Linked DNA regions of Mus musculus: region 1 is linked to region 2. Evidence: chromatin loops called from intact Hi-C (ENCODE). Cell type or tissue: left cerebral cortex. All regions are shown on one strand. Each heading gives the region's core, and the rest is flanking DNA. Links, peaks and the distances in the headings are about the cores only. Region 1 holds the start of Thoc2 (THO complex 2). Region 2 holds the start of Xiap (X-linked inhibitor of apoptosis).

Region 1 (7,613 bases), core at 1,521-6,520, 160 kb after region 2:
TTACTGCTGTGAACAGACACCATGACCAAGGCAAGTCTTATAAAAAAACAACATTTAATTGGGGCTAGCTTACAGGTTCAGAGGTTCAGTCCATTGTCATCAAGGTGGGAGCACGGCAGCATCCAGGCTGTCATGGCGCAGGCAGAACTGAGAGTTCTATGTCTTCATCCAAAGGCTGCTAGTGGAAGACTGACTTCCAGGCAACTAGGGTGAGGATCTTATACCCACACCCACAGTGGCACACCCATTCCAACCAGGTCACACCTATTCCAACAAGGCCACACCTCCAGATGGTGCCACTCCCTGGTCCAAGGATATACAAACCATCACACCTATTTACTGTTAGGGTGAAAGGGGGGTGGTAAAGGATGGGAAAAATGAGAACCCACAAAGTTGCAAAGACCAGCTATGTATAGCCCTAAGATGGCTTCAGTTTGAGGAGCCTTCTGGCCTCGCCTCAGAGTACTGGAATTACAGGCTTCTGCCACCATGCTAGGCTGAGTCTTCTTTTTCATTATTTTAAATGTTTTTTAAATGTCTCCCTTCCATGAAGCCCCCACTCCATCCCCCTCTCCTTTGCTTCTAAAAGGGTGCTCCCCTACCCACCCACTCCCACCTCACCCCTCTAGCATTAATAGATGGAAGTAGAAAATATCATCCTGAGTGAGGTCTTGTTTCTTTTAAAAGATTTCTTTTTTTTTTTAAACATTTCTGTGTGTGTGTGTGTATGGATGCTTCATCCGCATGTATGTCTTATACAATATATGTGCACTGCCATCAGGGGTCAGAAGAGGGTATCAGATCCTTTGGGGTTGGAGTTACACATTGTTTCAAATCACCACTTGGCTGCTGGAATCCAACCTGTGTCCTCTGGAAGAGCAACCAATTCTTGTAACTGCTGAGTCATTGCTCCAGCCAAGTCTTGTTTCTTAAAACAGAATTGTATACATATTTCTGTAATAAGTAAGAACTCAGGAATATTGGAGGGGGGTGTGTTATGCACGTGGAGGTTTAGAAGTGACCCAACCATTGAGCTGTAAGGCCATATTAAAATAGGAGGCTTCACTTGTGTGTGAACCCAGAACATTGGGGGTTTGGGACGGGGTGGGTAGCAAGTGGTGCTGCTGCTACCACTGGGACGATTTGAGTAGAGTTATTTGGATTCAGTAACATGATACAATATTATTATTTAATTACAGATACCCCAATGAAGTCAATTGTGCCAGTAATGCCCTTTATAGCAAAAGAAAAATATGATTTTTGGAGGGGAGAAAATCCCTTGTATTTCTTGTTTCCATTAATCTTTTTAAAAAAGTCTGTATGTAATCATTTGGCAGGCTTGGAGCTTGCTATGTAGATAATACTGGCCTGTGACTCACAGAGATCCTTCTGCCTCTGCCTCCAGTCTTCAAAAATCTGGAAGAATTACTATCTTCTAAGAGCTTGGCAACTTTGAAAAGTACAGGGTAGTAATTTTGTAGATTCTCTCTCAATAATGGTTATGACTGCTGCCCTACAATATTGAATTAATATATAAAATTTGGGTATTAACAATTTTTAAAATTTGAGTAGTGTTTCTTCTAGCACTTCACAGGCATTTCACGGGCAGTCCCATGGTGTCCGTCTTTTCACTTGCTTGTCTACCTTGCATTAATTACATTCAGGCCAATGGGAAGTTGCTATGTTCCTGCCTCAGGTTCCCAAGTGTTGGAATTATATCTGTGGAACCCTGTGCCTGGTTCACTTGCTCTGTTTCTGAGATAATTTAGCTTTTTCCCCCCAGTAGTGAAGTACCAAAGCAGAGCCTGGTTCAAGGTAAGCAAGTGCTCTAGACCACAGCTACAGGGTTTTTTTTTTTTTTTTTTTTGTTTTTTTGTTTTTTTGTTTTTGGTTTTGGTTTTTCGAGACAGGGTTTCTCTGTGTAGCCCTGGCTGTCCTGGAACTCAAGCTGTAGACCAAGCTGGCCCGGAACTCAGAAATCTGCCTGCCTCTGCCTCCCCAGTGCTGGGATTAAAGGCGTGAGCCACCACTGAAGGTATAGCTCTAACCCTGGTGGAATTTATTTTCACCAACACAGGGAGATATCTTCCATATTTTCCTACAGTAACGTTTTCTCTTTGTAATAAGAAATATTTTTTGTAGAGAGATTATAACACCTTAAACATCGTTTCTCGGCATAGTAATACTCCCTAGTTTGACAGCTCAAGTAAGGAGTTAGGATTTGGCGGAGCATGCGGTTCCCAGCTTTTGTCCATTATGTGTGCCCTGTCCGTATTAATTTTCTATTTAGTCGTTAGTTGAGATATTTCTTATCTCATGTTCCTTTTTTTCCAGAAGCTCATGTCATGGCTTACAGTTCCAGCATCCACCAATGCCTAACAGACCGAGTGATTGAAAAATTACGAGTTTGAATTAGTGGCTTGGGGTAGAGATTACGGGAGATCATAAAGGCCACAGCGGCCTGGCGTTTTTGTTTTTTGTTTAATGTGTATATGTTCTAAAGGGAAGTAGGGGTGAGAGCTGTGGCACCCGCCACCTCTTTGTCGGCCTGGCCCAGGACTTCCGTTTGGTGGGGAAGTAGGTGGGGCGGGAAATCTAAACCCGAGTTCGCAGCTTCCGTCACTCCCCGTGGGCGGCGCTCCCCTTTGACCCCGCGCTCGGGAGCTACACATCCGGGCCACTGTTACTAGCGAGGGGAAGATGGCGGCCGCGGCTGTGGTGGTTCCCGCAGAGTGGATAAAGAACTGGGAGAAATCAGGGAGAGGCGAATTGTGAGTGTTTCTGACCGAGGGAAGGCGCCGGGCCGCCCTGAGGTCGGGGCGCTGGGCGCAGTCGGAAGTGGGGTACAGGGGCCGGGGGGCAGCGGCGCCCCCTCCCCCACCCGCACCCGGGCGGCGGATGAGGATGGTTGGTTGGTCCGGAGTTTCCACTTGGCTGAGGAGCGGAGCCGGGAGCCGCCACTATCGCCGCCGCCGCCGCTGAGCGTCTTGCCTTCCCTCCGACCTCCCCGAAAGCCCCGTGGTCCCCGGGAGCCCCGCTTCCTTTAGGTCTCTCCGCAGAACTTCCGTCTCGTCCCCTCAGGTCCCCCTGGGCTCCTGCCCTGTCGCTTTTTTGTCTGTCTGGCTCATCGTCTTAACTCAGCTCGCTGGGCTCGGCTCCTTTTCTCTCCGTGGCTTCGCAGCCGGAGCTGTGTGGGTCCGCCACTTGCCATGTCTCTCACTGTCCCGTTTTATCTTCTTATTTTTATTTGTCCCCCCCCCCCCCGGGATCTAAGACGACTCCCGCACTTTGGTTCCCGGCCTCTCCTGTGCCCGAAGTCTTAGGAGGGCGAACTGTCCCGAACTCTCTGCTCCTCGCCGCTGGTGGCAGAGGAGCCCGGGGCGTCGGGGACAGCCAGGCATGGCACCTCTGCTTTCTCAGGGAGCGGCAGCTTGCGCTGCCCTGGCCCTGCGGTACTCGGGAAAGTGTGGCAGGGATTGCCGCTTCTTTTTGCCAAGTCCCTGCCGGCGTGTCACCTCGCCGTGGTTTCGGGATGGGATTCAACTTTTCCTGGTAGAAGGTTTAGGGAACTCCATTTTGGCCTGGGACTGCAGCGAGTGCTCGCCCTCCTCGAGGCTTTTCTAGTACTTTAGGATGATCTCTGTGTCCTTTAAGTCATAAACTTACTTTGTACCGTCACCGGTAATTTCCTACAGTAGCGGCTTTCGCGCCTCCCAGTAGCCACCCCACCCCCGACTCCCCGTTTAAGTTGACAGAATTAATCACTGATTAAAAAAAAAAAAGTTGTAATTTCTTCTTCTGAGTCGCTCTGGAAGCTTAGCAGTCAATCCTATGTGAGATTAACTCTCTTTAGCTGCTTGAGTTGTCTCCCTCCACACTCCCACACTCATCCAGTATCAGGTTCCCAGTTGCTCACGGGAAGATAGGAATCTTTAAAACTTTGTTACTTCAAAGAAACCCGGTACACCAAGCTCTTGTGACTTGACTTACTCCCACATCCCTTTGCTGTTCTGTGAAACGTTAACAGCGTGAGTCCTAGAATTGGATTGTCTGAGTAAGTGGCTAGCTTAGCCCACTTAACCAGCTGAGTGACCTTGGATAAATTCGTAACCATTTGGGGCCGTTTCCCCTTGAGTAAATTGGGAATAAGAAGCGTTCTACTCGAAGGATTGTTGAGAAGAGTTAATGTCTATAAAGCACTTGGGTTATAGTAAGTGCGCAAGTGATAGCTATTAAAAGTAATATTATTCCAGCTTTTAGAAATTTAAAGTTCTCGGGACAGCTCTTTGCTTGGCGATTAGTTGGCCTCTGACATCCTGCATATTTACTTTTGTATGCTAATGAGTTGAGAGGCCCTTGGAGAACGGGGATGTCATCTCATTTTTTTTTTTTTTTTTGGTAGGACATGTCCTCCAGTATATACTTAGAGTTCCTTCGAGTTTTGTTAACTCAGAGGTCTGTCTCACATCTAAAAGAAGCATTCATGTTTACTTTTTATGTGCTGTTTAACCAGCTACCTGTTTGTCGAGTGCTGAGAAGGCAGGATGGGAAGCAGCTCGAGGGAACAGGGCCAGATTGGAGGGAGAGCCTCCGCAGACAGTTCAGTCCGTCCTTATTTAGCATCTAAAGCGGATTCATTTGTGAACTGTCGTGTTTGTGGGTTTCTCAGCTTCCTTCTTCTGGATGGATTTCACTGTGTGTATGGAGGGTAGCATGTGCTCCATCAGTGAGCTACATCCACAGGCCTAGCTGCTTTTGTTTTTGTTTTGTTTTGTTTTTTTTTAACAGTTTAATGTTTTTACTTCCACTTTAGAATAGGAGGAGGAGCCCTGCCTAACTTCTGACTGGCAATAGGTGGAGAAAAACTAAGTGGTGTATGAAGCCAAGAATATAAAGTGGGATTTTGAGTTTATATGTGTTTACATGATCCATGCTACCTAGTGTTAAAAGAGCTACTTAAAAACTGTACTTAGGATTTTCATGTATTTATTGTATAGCTTGTGGACTGTGGGTTTGAAGTACAGTAGATTCAAATTAGTGTGACAGTTTAATGATTATATAAATATAATTTCTGTAAGAGAACTTATCTTAAAAAAAAAAAGCCAGGAGGCAGAGGCAGGGGGATTTCTGAGTTCGAGGCCAGCCTGGTCTACAAAGTGAGTTCCAGGACAGCCAGGGCTATACAGAGAAACCCTGTCTTGAAAAACCAAAAAAAAAAAAAAAAAAAAAAAAAAAGAGAGAGAGAGAGAGAGAGAGAGAGAACGTATCTTTTTTTTGAGACAATTACCTTGTAGCTCATACTGAGAGAGAGAGAGAGAGAGAGAGAGAGAGAGAGAACGTATCTTTTTTTTGAGACAATTACCTTGTAGCTCATACTGACCTTGAATTTATTATCATCTTACGCATGTCCCACTACATTAGCTGAGAATTTAAAGTTGGATGGCACAGCTTGATGTGGTGTCTCACACTTGTAATCCTAGCACTTGGGAGGATAAGGAAGGAGTCCCGGGAGTTTGAGGTCAGCAGAGGCTACACAGTTAACTTTGTTGGAAACAAAACAATAAAAGGCAAAAGAAACAAGGCTTGAGAGCTGTCTGGGGTAAGGAGTTAGGAACCTTTACTTACTTCAGTTCTTAGGACCCACATCTGATGGCTTATGGTCTCCTGTAACTCTAGTTCCAAGGGATAAAACCTCTGGTCTCACAGGCACCTGTACACACACACACACACACACACACACACACACACACACACACCAAACACATACATACACACAGCTATACAACTAAAACATATCTAAATAACCAAAAAACTGAAGCTGTTTAATCTAACGAAATATTCTAAGGTTTGCCTTACTGGTGAATGAATCTAGAGGCTTTGTACATATTAAGCAACTACTACTACGAAACTATATCTTCAGCCCTTTACAAAATTATTATATTAGCATACAGAGTAATACATTTTATTATGGCATTTTCATACATGTGTCATAGTTTTAGTTTGCTGGTTTCCTCCCTACTGCTTTCCTCTGCCCACTTCTTGCTGGCCCTTTTTTCCTAACTAGACCTGCCATTTTCTTTTCGTCTTTTCTCTTTTTTTGTCTTCTCTTCTTCTTGTCTTGTCTCTTCTTTGACTCTGTAGCCATGGCTGGCCTGGGACTCACTTTGTAGAGCAGACTGGAAAATGCTGGGATTAAAGGCATACATACATACATACACCACCATGGCTGACCTTCATTACCTACTCTTTGTTAATTAATTAATTTATTTGGTTTTTCGAGACAGGAATTTTCTGTGTAGCCCTGGCTGCCCTGGAACTCACTCTAGACCAGGTTGGCCTCAAACTCAGAAATCCGCCTGCCTCTGCCTCCCAAGTGCTGGGATTAAAGGCGTGTGCCACCATTGCCACCTATTTTTAATCTACTCTTTTCTTTCACTTGAATTCTCTCCTCCTCTCTCATTGTACCTTTCTATTTTCATGACTTACACATACGTATATGTACACTTAGAAATGTGGTTTTTGGCATGCTTAAAATAATAATTTCCTGTTGTATCTGTAAATATATTGATTTTATTTTCCTTTATGCCTGGTCCATTTTGCTGTCACCTTCTTTTCTTCCTTGTCTTCTTCTTCCTCCTCCTCCTCTTCCTTCCCCTCCTTCCCCTCTTCTTTTATTCTTTTGGGTTTTCAAGTCAGGGTTGTCTCTGTGTAGCTCTAGCTGTCCTGGTCTGCCTCCCAAGTGCTGGGATTAAAGGTATGTCCCCACCACAGGCAGGCTTCCTTTTTTAAAGACGGTGTCTCTTGTATCCTAAGCTGGCTTTGAACTGTTGTATAACTGAGAATGACCTTAAATTTGTGATCTTCCCTCTATTTCCCAAGTGCTGGAAAGTTCTAGGAAGGCGAACCACACCCGGTTTATTCACTCCCGGGGATTGAACCCAGGGCATAAGATATGCTAAGGCAAGCACTGTACCAACTTTTTATTCAGTCCGGGGGATTGAACCCAGGGCATAAGATATGCTAAGGCAAGCACTGTTCCAACAGAATTACATCCTCAGACCTTTAATTTTCTGTTTTGAGATAGGGTCTTGTTCAGTTGTCTAGGCCAGCATTGAACATGAAACCATCCCATCCCCATTCCATTCTCTCAAGTTGCTGGGATTGCAGGACTGCACTGTCAGGTCCTGTCATAATGAACTATTTTAAACAATCACTATTTAGATATTGTAAACACATCATCATCCTCTACTCTGTTTTTATTCATTTGTCTTCTTTTCCTTATGTACAAACTTTGTTTAATAGAGCTTAATTTTAGAGGTTTTAAAAATCATGTTACATACATTAGCATTTTCATCTTGTTAAAACAAATAATATTGTTATTTGGAAAAAATGTCTTGAATATGAACTAGCAACTGGAAATGCTAAAATGAGGGGTAGAGTGAATACATTTGGTTTTTCGAGTATGCCATATGTAAAGTTATTTCTTAGGATTTTTTCCTTTTCATTTAATAATTTTAAATGTTTTTGGTTTTTAGAGATAAGGTCTTATGTAGCCCACCCAGGCTGATCTGGAACTTGCTCTGTACTCCAGGGTGACCTTGAATTCATTATCT
Region 2 (7,613 bases), core at 919-5,918:
AATTCATTTTTTTCACCCGAGTCTTCATTAGCATATCTGTAAAGAAGAGAACAGAACTCAACAGTGGGGACGTATCCAGTCTTACTTTTTTCCCCTTTAGTTCTAGATACTGACTTCAGAGCCTAGTGTATACTATGCTGGACTGTGTACACCCCCAAAGCCTTTGAGGCCTTTACCTCCAACCCAAAACATTTACCATTTTAAAAACTGTATAACATGCATGAGGAGTGATAACATGCACAAAAAGCAAACACTTAAGGACCAAACAATGCCACATAATATAAAAGTTGTATTAATTCTGATTCCGCTTGTACAGGTTCCGATGGTGCCCAAGCTAGCTTTGAACTCTTGATCCTCTTCTTACCAAACGCACAGGTTACAAATGTGAACCCTCACTCTGTTTTATTATTTTATGCATCTGGGTCTTTTGCCTGCATGCATATATGTGTATCACATGCAGGCAGTGCTCATGGAAGCCAAAAGCAGCATTAAATCCTCTGGGACTGGAGTTGCAGAAGGCTGTGATAGCGTTTGAATGCTGGGACTAGAACCGGGGTCCTGTGCAAGAGCAGCCAGGCCATGCCAGGCCATATAAACAGTCATCTGTCCAACCCAGCTTTGTTTTTGAGGCAGGATCTCACTACACAGCCCAGGCTGACTTGAATTTGCAATTCTCCTGCACTGACTCCACAGTGTTGTTGGGATTACAGGTGAAAGCCACCACACCTAGCTTTCTTTCCCCTTTCTCTCTCCTATTAGTGTATATTCATTGTACAAAATAGTGGGTTATGTTAGTTTCAAAATTACATCATGTATTTTGATCAAATTTTAACATTTTCTTTGATATGCTCAACAAAACAAACAAACAAGCCCAGAGCCCTATACATGGTAAGCAAGTATTTACTGTACTACATACACCAATACAATCTTTACAGGCATAACCTTTTAAAAATAAGTTTAATCCAAAATGATTCTGTAAGTTAGATTTATCTGTATGTCAAATTTGATATCTGAATTTCATAGTTTCTACACTATTTGATAATCAGGAAGCTTATTCTTTAAAGATAAAGCCAAAGCTTTTTAGCATTTCTCATGAATACAGAACAGTAGGTAAAAGCCAAAAGAGAAACATAAATACAGACCTGTTCTGTGAAGACGAAATAAGCCATACTGGATTTTACAATAAAAATTACTGATAAGTGGATGTTCATAAATACCAATTGCAAATACTTATGTTGATATACATCTATGTGAGCTTTAAAACTTTCTAGAATAAGATCAAACTTGTTTATAATATTCAAACATGTAAGGCACAGGAGAAAAGCAAAGTTTAGTTTTCCATCCGTCTTCTTCAGAAGTAACCAGGGTTACCATTTTTTTTTATCTCTTTCATGGATCCATGTGACCCAATCCAAACAGCTATATAAGCTTATGTTTCTGTGTCTGTAGGTAGAAATCTATCTGACCTAAAATGTTTTCCATTCTTAAGTTATGGGGAAAACAATCCCTGACTCAAGTTTCACATACATGTTTACTACACTGAAAATGACAGAAATGTTAAATAGAATATACTTAGATATTTGCTTAGAGGTTATATTGAAGCAACAGGAGTGGGGTGGCCAGGGAGCTAGAAAATCTGAATTCTAATCTAACTAGCATGGCTAGCATGGTAACCTTACACAAATCATGAAACCCTGAGCCTTAGTTTCTGCTTTGTAAAACAAAAGAGTTGAGCTGAGATCCTTCCCAGCTCAAAAATGCTATAATTCTAAGATGGCCGGCTCTTAACAGTGTTCTCTTGAAACTGGCTACAAAAAAAAAAAAAAAATCCTATTAAGGAGAAAATGAGAAGAATGAAGAAACACTGTAGAACTTTCCAGTCTTTAAAAAAAAAGACATTTCTAGGATTCATTCACTATCAAGGTATAGCTAGGATGTCAGAAGTAGTGCCATAATTGTACTTGAAGGTAAAGTTGTAGATTATTACAAACTGATAGGTTTAGTCTTCCCCAAGGCTTATGTTCTCCTTTTTGGAGATGGAGTGAGCCACTGCTTAGTTTCAGCAATCACCACTCCCTTCCTCCCTCCCGCCCCTGCTTAAAAGAAAAACACCCCACAACTCAAGTAAACTGTGGAGTTCAACGGAGTTAAAGTAATGGAACTGAAAGTCATAAGTGACATTTTTTTCTCTCAGAAATATGCTGGGGAAGTGACCAAGGTGACAAAGAGGCAAAAATTACCAGCTACTTCCTCCTCTGGAAGCTCTTTGGCCCTCATTCTTTAGGGTTCACATGCCCTTGCCAGAAACACACCACCCTGCCCCATACAAGGTATCGAACTGGGGGGGGGGGCAGGGAGGTTGATCAAATCTTTTTTTTTTTTTTAATTATTTTAACTAGATTTACCTTAGGTGTCACGAAGTTTAAGGAGGCTGACCCGAAGGCTTGAAGCCAGCCCCCCTACCCACGGCTTCCAGGGGCAATCCCGGGGAGCCTGGATAGGGAGCCCAGTCCAGCATTCCCCGCGGGCGGGCGGGCGCGGCCTTCCCGCCCAACTAGGCAGAGCTAGCCCAGGCGGAAGGGAGGGGGAAGAAATGGAGGGAAGGAAAAGGAGGGAGGGAGGAGAAGGGGGGGAGAAGGAAGGAGGGGGGAGGAGGAGGAACGCGGGAGGAGGGAGGAGGAGGGAGGGAAGAGCAGAGCAGAGGAGAGGAGAGGGAAGAGAGGGGAGGGGAAGGGAGGGGAGGGGAGCAGAGGGAGAGGAAGGGAGGGCGGGAAACCCACAAGAGCTGTACCCACCGCGCCAAGCACTCCAGTCCTAACTAAGCGCCGCGGGCGACGGGTTCCCGAGGGGAGGGTCCCGGAGGAGGGGCGGCCCGAGCCCGGATCAGGAAAACACAACTCTGCTGGGCGGCGGGCCCCGGCCTAGGAGAAGGAAACGGAAGTCACTATGTCTGTCTCCCTCCCTTCCTTCCTCCCTCGGCCTTCCCAGGCAGGACAGTCCCATCGGATAAAACTCGAAGACCGGAACCAAGTGCATCCACGTCAGGACTTTTAAAAAAAAAAAAAACTCAACCGGTGCAGCCCGCCAGCTTCCCGGGCTCGCCCAGCCACTGGCCTCAGGCCATGTCCTTCCCACCGCCACCCCCATCCCCTCCCCCGGGAGCTCCGCTCCCGCCCGGCAGAGCCCCTCCTTCTTTCCCACTCCGCCATCTTCCAGCCTACCTCTCTGGCCGAGCGGCCCTCGATTAGCGTCGCGCCCGCTCGGGGGACCGCCAAGGTCCCGCCGCCTCCCAGAGCCGGAAGGGGACATCGAGAAAAACCCCAGTCCTCATTATGCAGCCCAACCCCCCCCCCACCCCCCAACCCCCGCCTCCCCAGCTCCAAGCCAGAGCCTGACCCAGCGGCTGCACATGCGCACAGGTCACTTCTCAGTCCCCGCCCCCGACTCAAGCATTTCCTCTTTTAGCATCCAGGACTTTTTCTCTCCCCCCTCCCCACCGCCCCCCAGCTTTTACCTGGACTCTAGGGTGAGGAGTAGGGGAATACAGGTAAGAAGATTAAAGACCAAGGGGAAAAGGGCACAGTACATTGAGCTCTCACAGGATACCAGGGACTCTGCTAGGTATATAACATATTCCTCAATGTTATTTTGAAAACCATGGAAGGCAGAACACCTCTATTAAATTCCACCCTACAGAGGAAACTGAGCCCCGGAGAAAATAATTATCCCAGTATCACCCACCCGACAAAAAAGTAAACTGAGATTAGAGAATCGGTTGTTTCCAAATAGAGGAAGCTAGAAGGAATGACGAGACAGGGAGACAAAAAGAGGGTGAGAGAAATTTGTGAAGAACAAAGAAAAATAATAGAACAAAGATGGAAAAGACACAAGAGAAGATTATACAAAATGGTGATCATGCTATATGCTTGTAGGGTTGTCAGATAAACCTATACTTAGGTTTCAGGAACTTTGACTCTTAATGGCTAGTGTACTAAGATGGATTGGGTATATTTAAAAGGAGAAGACCATGGGCACCATCTGCCTGGTTAAATAATGCTGTCCTTGATGAAAAGGAACTTGGAAGAGAAGACAAAGAAATGTATTTGGTTCTTCAACTTTTGCCAATGTAATATTCCTTCTAATGCAATCTTTTTTAAAAATTATTACATTGTCTTACTGTATGAGGTCAGAGGGCAACTTGAGTCTGTTCTCTCCCAGCATGTGGGTTCTAGGGAAGAACTAATGTCCTCAGATTTGGTGGTGATGCCCTTCCCCACTAAGCCATCTGTGTCCCAGGCCCCCTGGGGTGTACTCTTACAGCTCTGAAAATTGCATCTGACTTATTACAATGAAGGTAATTCCAAGCGAGGGCTGGGAATGAGGCTCAGTAGTAGATCACTTGTCTAGCACATACAAGGTTGAATTCAAACCCCACCACTGCCAACAAAACAACTGCAAGCAAATACTGATCTCACCTGTCCAGCACTCTTAAATAAGCAAACCAACAAAGCTCCATCTTTATCAACAGAAGGGTCAGAAGTTCAAGGCCATCCTCAATAGGAAGTTTGAGGCCAGTCGGAGATGCAAGGGACCCTGTCTGGGAAAAAAAGAAAAGAAAAAAAGTCCCAGGCTACCCTCATTTGTCTTGATATTGTCCACCATCAACTCATTTAGAAGAGGCTGAAGTCGCTTGTACCTGTCTCTGTAGGAGCTGAACAGTATGACTCAACCCTAGGTCTTTCTGACCATTGCCCAGTCTGATTTCTCTGTTCTTAGGCTTGCTCCGCCTCCCCCCCACCCCCATCTAGCTTGCCTGAGGCTGAGTTAAATCTTTCCATTTTGACTTCAGGATAAGAGTTAATCATCTTAGCCTTAATTAAGTTCACTCTCCTCCAACACAGTGCTATGGTGTCTTCTAAGGGAACTATTTACCCTGCCCCAGCTCTTACCAGTTTGCCTGCCCTCTAGTAATTTATTGAAACTAATTTCCTTACCTGAAGATTATATTTTCTCAGTCTCTGTAATCTTTTATTCTTTAAACTTAAGGTGTCATTATAGAATCTTTATTATTGTAGTTTTGGGCTTTTTGTTTTGTTTTAGTTTGTTTTGTTTGTTTGTTTGTTTGTTTTGAATCTGGGTCTCACTAAATAGCCCAGGCTATCTCAGAAGTCATTGTGTAGACCAGGTCAGCCTGAAATCAATGAACGTTATGTAGCAGTCTCTGACTGCTAGGATTGCAAGCTCCAGCTATGTCACCTAGCTTGTACTGTTTGGCTTGGATTTTTTGAATCAAGACCTCATGTATCCTAGGCTGGCTGCAAACTTGCTATGTAGCCTAGGATGACCTTTAATTCCTGTTCGTCTTGCCTGAGAATTGGGATTGTTCCACCACGTTTGGTGAGATAAGGTCTTGATGTGTTATGTGTAGTCTTGTCTGGCTACATATTCCAAGCTGGGCTCAAATTCATGGCAATCCTCTGCCTTAACATGCTGAGTGCTGAGATGAGCTTAATTAAGCCACTACACCCAACCAGCTAACACAGTTTTTTATTGTGAAATATATGTAAATTTACTGTTTTAGACATTTGGTTTTAACCATTGTAAGTGAATGAAGAGGAGGACATGACTACAGTGTGTATGGTTAAGGAGAAGGATTTTAGTGGAGACTTCAACCAGAAGCATCTGGAAAAGTTTAGCCTGAACCAGGCCATGAGAGGAGAGAGGGGGAAGATGGAAAGAGAAAGAGAAGAGGAAAAGAGGGGAGTGGACCAGAGAGGAGTTGAGGATCAAGAACATGCATGATCAAAATAACAGGTTTATATAGGAATGAGAAACGGGGAAGAGAAGGGGAAGGGAAGTCCAGCCTCTGGGCAGGAGAGGTTGAGGGTAGGGGTGGGGTGGGAGGTGCTGGGAGGAGCCACGGGTACTGAGTGAGACTTGTTCCAAGTTTCTTTGGGACCTGAAGTAAGTACATAGTTCACTGGCATTGAGAACACTTTCATTATTGTGTAACCATTATCACTGTCCAGTTCGAGCACTTTTTCATGTAACTTCATCATTAAAGTGAGTACTTTGTTACCGTGAACAGTACCAGTGCGCTGTGTCACACAATATGGCCACTCGGATAAGTATCTGGTCTCTCTTATGTTGTATGCTCATTCATGGGAAGAGCTGGAGCTTTTCTTCTTTTCTCGATTACTAATGTGGGTGTAAGAGACACATTTGTAAGTGCAGTCTTACACATGCATGTGTGGATAGAGGTTAGAGGGCCTATTTCAGTAGTTAGTTTTTGACTTCTCCCATCAGTTCCATGGGTCACACTTAGGTTACCAGGCTTGTAAGATCAATTCTTTTACCTGCTGAACTATCTTGAAAGGGAAAGAGGGAGAGGGAGAGGGAGGGAGAGAGAGAGGGAGAGAGAGAGAGAGAGAGAGAGAGAGAATGAACAGACAGTTGGCATATGTTTGTAGTCTAGTCCTTGGAGGTGGAGGTGAAAGCAGGTAGACCAGAATTTCAAGATCAGCCTTAGCTGCATAGGAAGCCAACCTGGACTACCTATCTCAAACCTTACTCAAAAGAGAAAAAGAGAAAGGAAGGGAAGGAAGGCAAGAGAGCATCCCAGGATCTGAGCAACCCTAATGAGGAGAAAATAAGTCCTAACCCTAAAATAAGTCCTAACTCTTTCTCATCTCTTCTCTCCCTGGACCAGCTAGCGACCACACCTTCCTGACCATGTAAGGCATTTAAAAGAGGATACTTCAGTCAGATAACTACAATCTCTTGAGACGCGGCATGTTGCTCAGTTGGTAATGTGCTTGCCTAGCATGCATAAAAGCCCTGAGTCTGAGCAGGGCGTGGTGGCACACACGCCTTAAATCCCAGCACTTGGAAGGCAGAGGCAGGCGAATTTCTGAGTTTGAGGCCGGCCTGGTCTACAGAGTGAGTTCCAGGACAGCCAGGGCTACACAGAGAAACCCTGTCTCAAAAAAAAAAAAAAAATCAATAAACTAGGCATGGTGGCACACACCTTTCATCCCAGCACTTGGGTGGCAGAGGCAGACGGATGTGAGATTAAGACCAGTCTGGTCTACAAAGGGAATTTTAGGACACCCAGACTACACAGAGAAACCCTGTCTCAAAAACAAACCCATAGAACAAACTAACCTCCCTAAACAAAACCATATAGCCTCTTGAGAACCAAAGCTAGAACTAGCCATATGAACCTCTCTCCGGAATTTGTGTGCAGTTTCTTTTTCGTTCTCCTTTCTTTTGTATGTGGGCCAGACAACTTCAGACTAGGTTTCTTAAGAGCTATGAGTAATTAGATTTTTGTTGATTTGACCCAGCTAGAGTGTCCTGGGAAGATAACCTCAACTGAGAACATGCTTCCATTGTATGGCACGTAGGCAAGTCTGTGTGCTATTTTCTTGATTAATGATTGATGTGGGAGGGTCTAGCCCACTGTGGGTGGTGCCACCCCTAGGCATATGGGCCTGGGTTGTAGGAAAGAAAAACAAATTAAGCAAGCCATGAGAACAGCCCAGTAAGCAACATTCCTCTATGGTCTCTGCTCCAGTTTTTGCCTCCAGGTTCATGCTTTGAGTTCCTGGCCA

What was found. Hi-C counts contacts between places; a loop is a spot of excess contacts. Peaks named below come from ENCODE experiments on the same cell type or tissue, not always from the same donor. Only the 100,000 strongest peaks of a DNase experiment are listed, where the experiment ranks them.
Region 1: it touches region 2 in a loop (6-fold over the local background); 2 of 42 quality-filtered maps call a loop at or near these places.

The regions. Positions count from the first base shown.
Region 1 is chrX:41,906,959-41,914,571 of GRCm38, reverse strand. It overlaps Thoc2 (THO complex 2), which reads left to right and starts at 2,671. Exons shown (of 39, transcript NM_001033422.1): 1 at 2,671-2,771. The coding sequence starts at 2,701. In left cerebral cortex, for the core only: no CTCF peak of the experiment used is centred there; DNase peaks (open chromatin) are centred at 2,632, 3,381, 3,945 and 4,594; H3K4me3 peaks cover 2,157 bases; H3K27ac peaks cover 917 bases.
Region 2 is chrX:42,063,665-42,071,277 of GRCm38, reverse strand. Xiap (X-linked inhibitor of apoptosis) reads right to left here and starts at 3,442. Exons shown (of 8, transcript NM_009688.3): 1 at 3,222-3,442; 2 at 2,796-2,921. In left cerebral cortex, for the core only: a CTCF peak has its summit at 2,963; DNase peaks (open chromatin) are centred at 2,125, 2,565, 2,939 and 3,382; H3K4me3 peaks cover 2,057 bases; H3K27ac peaks cover 1,637 bases.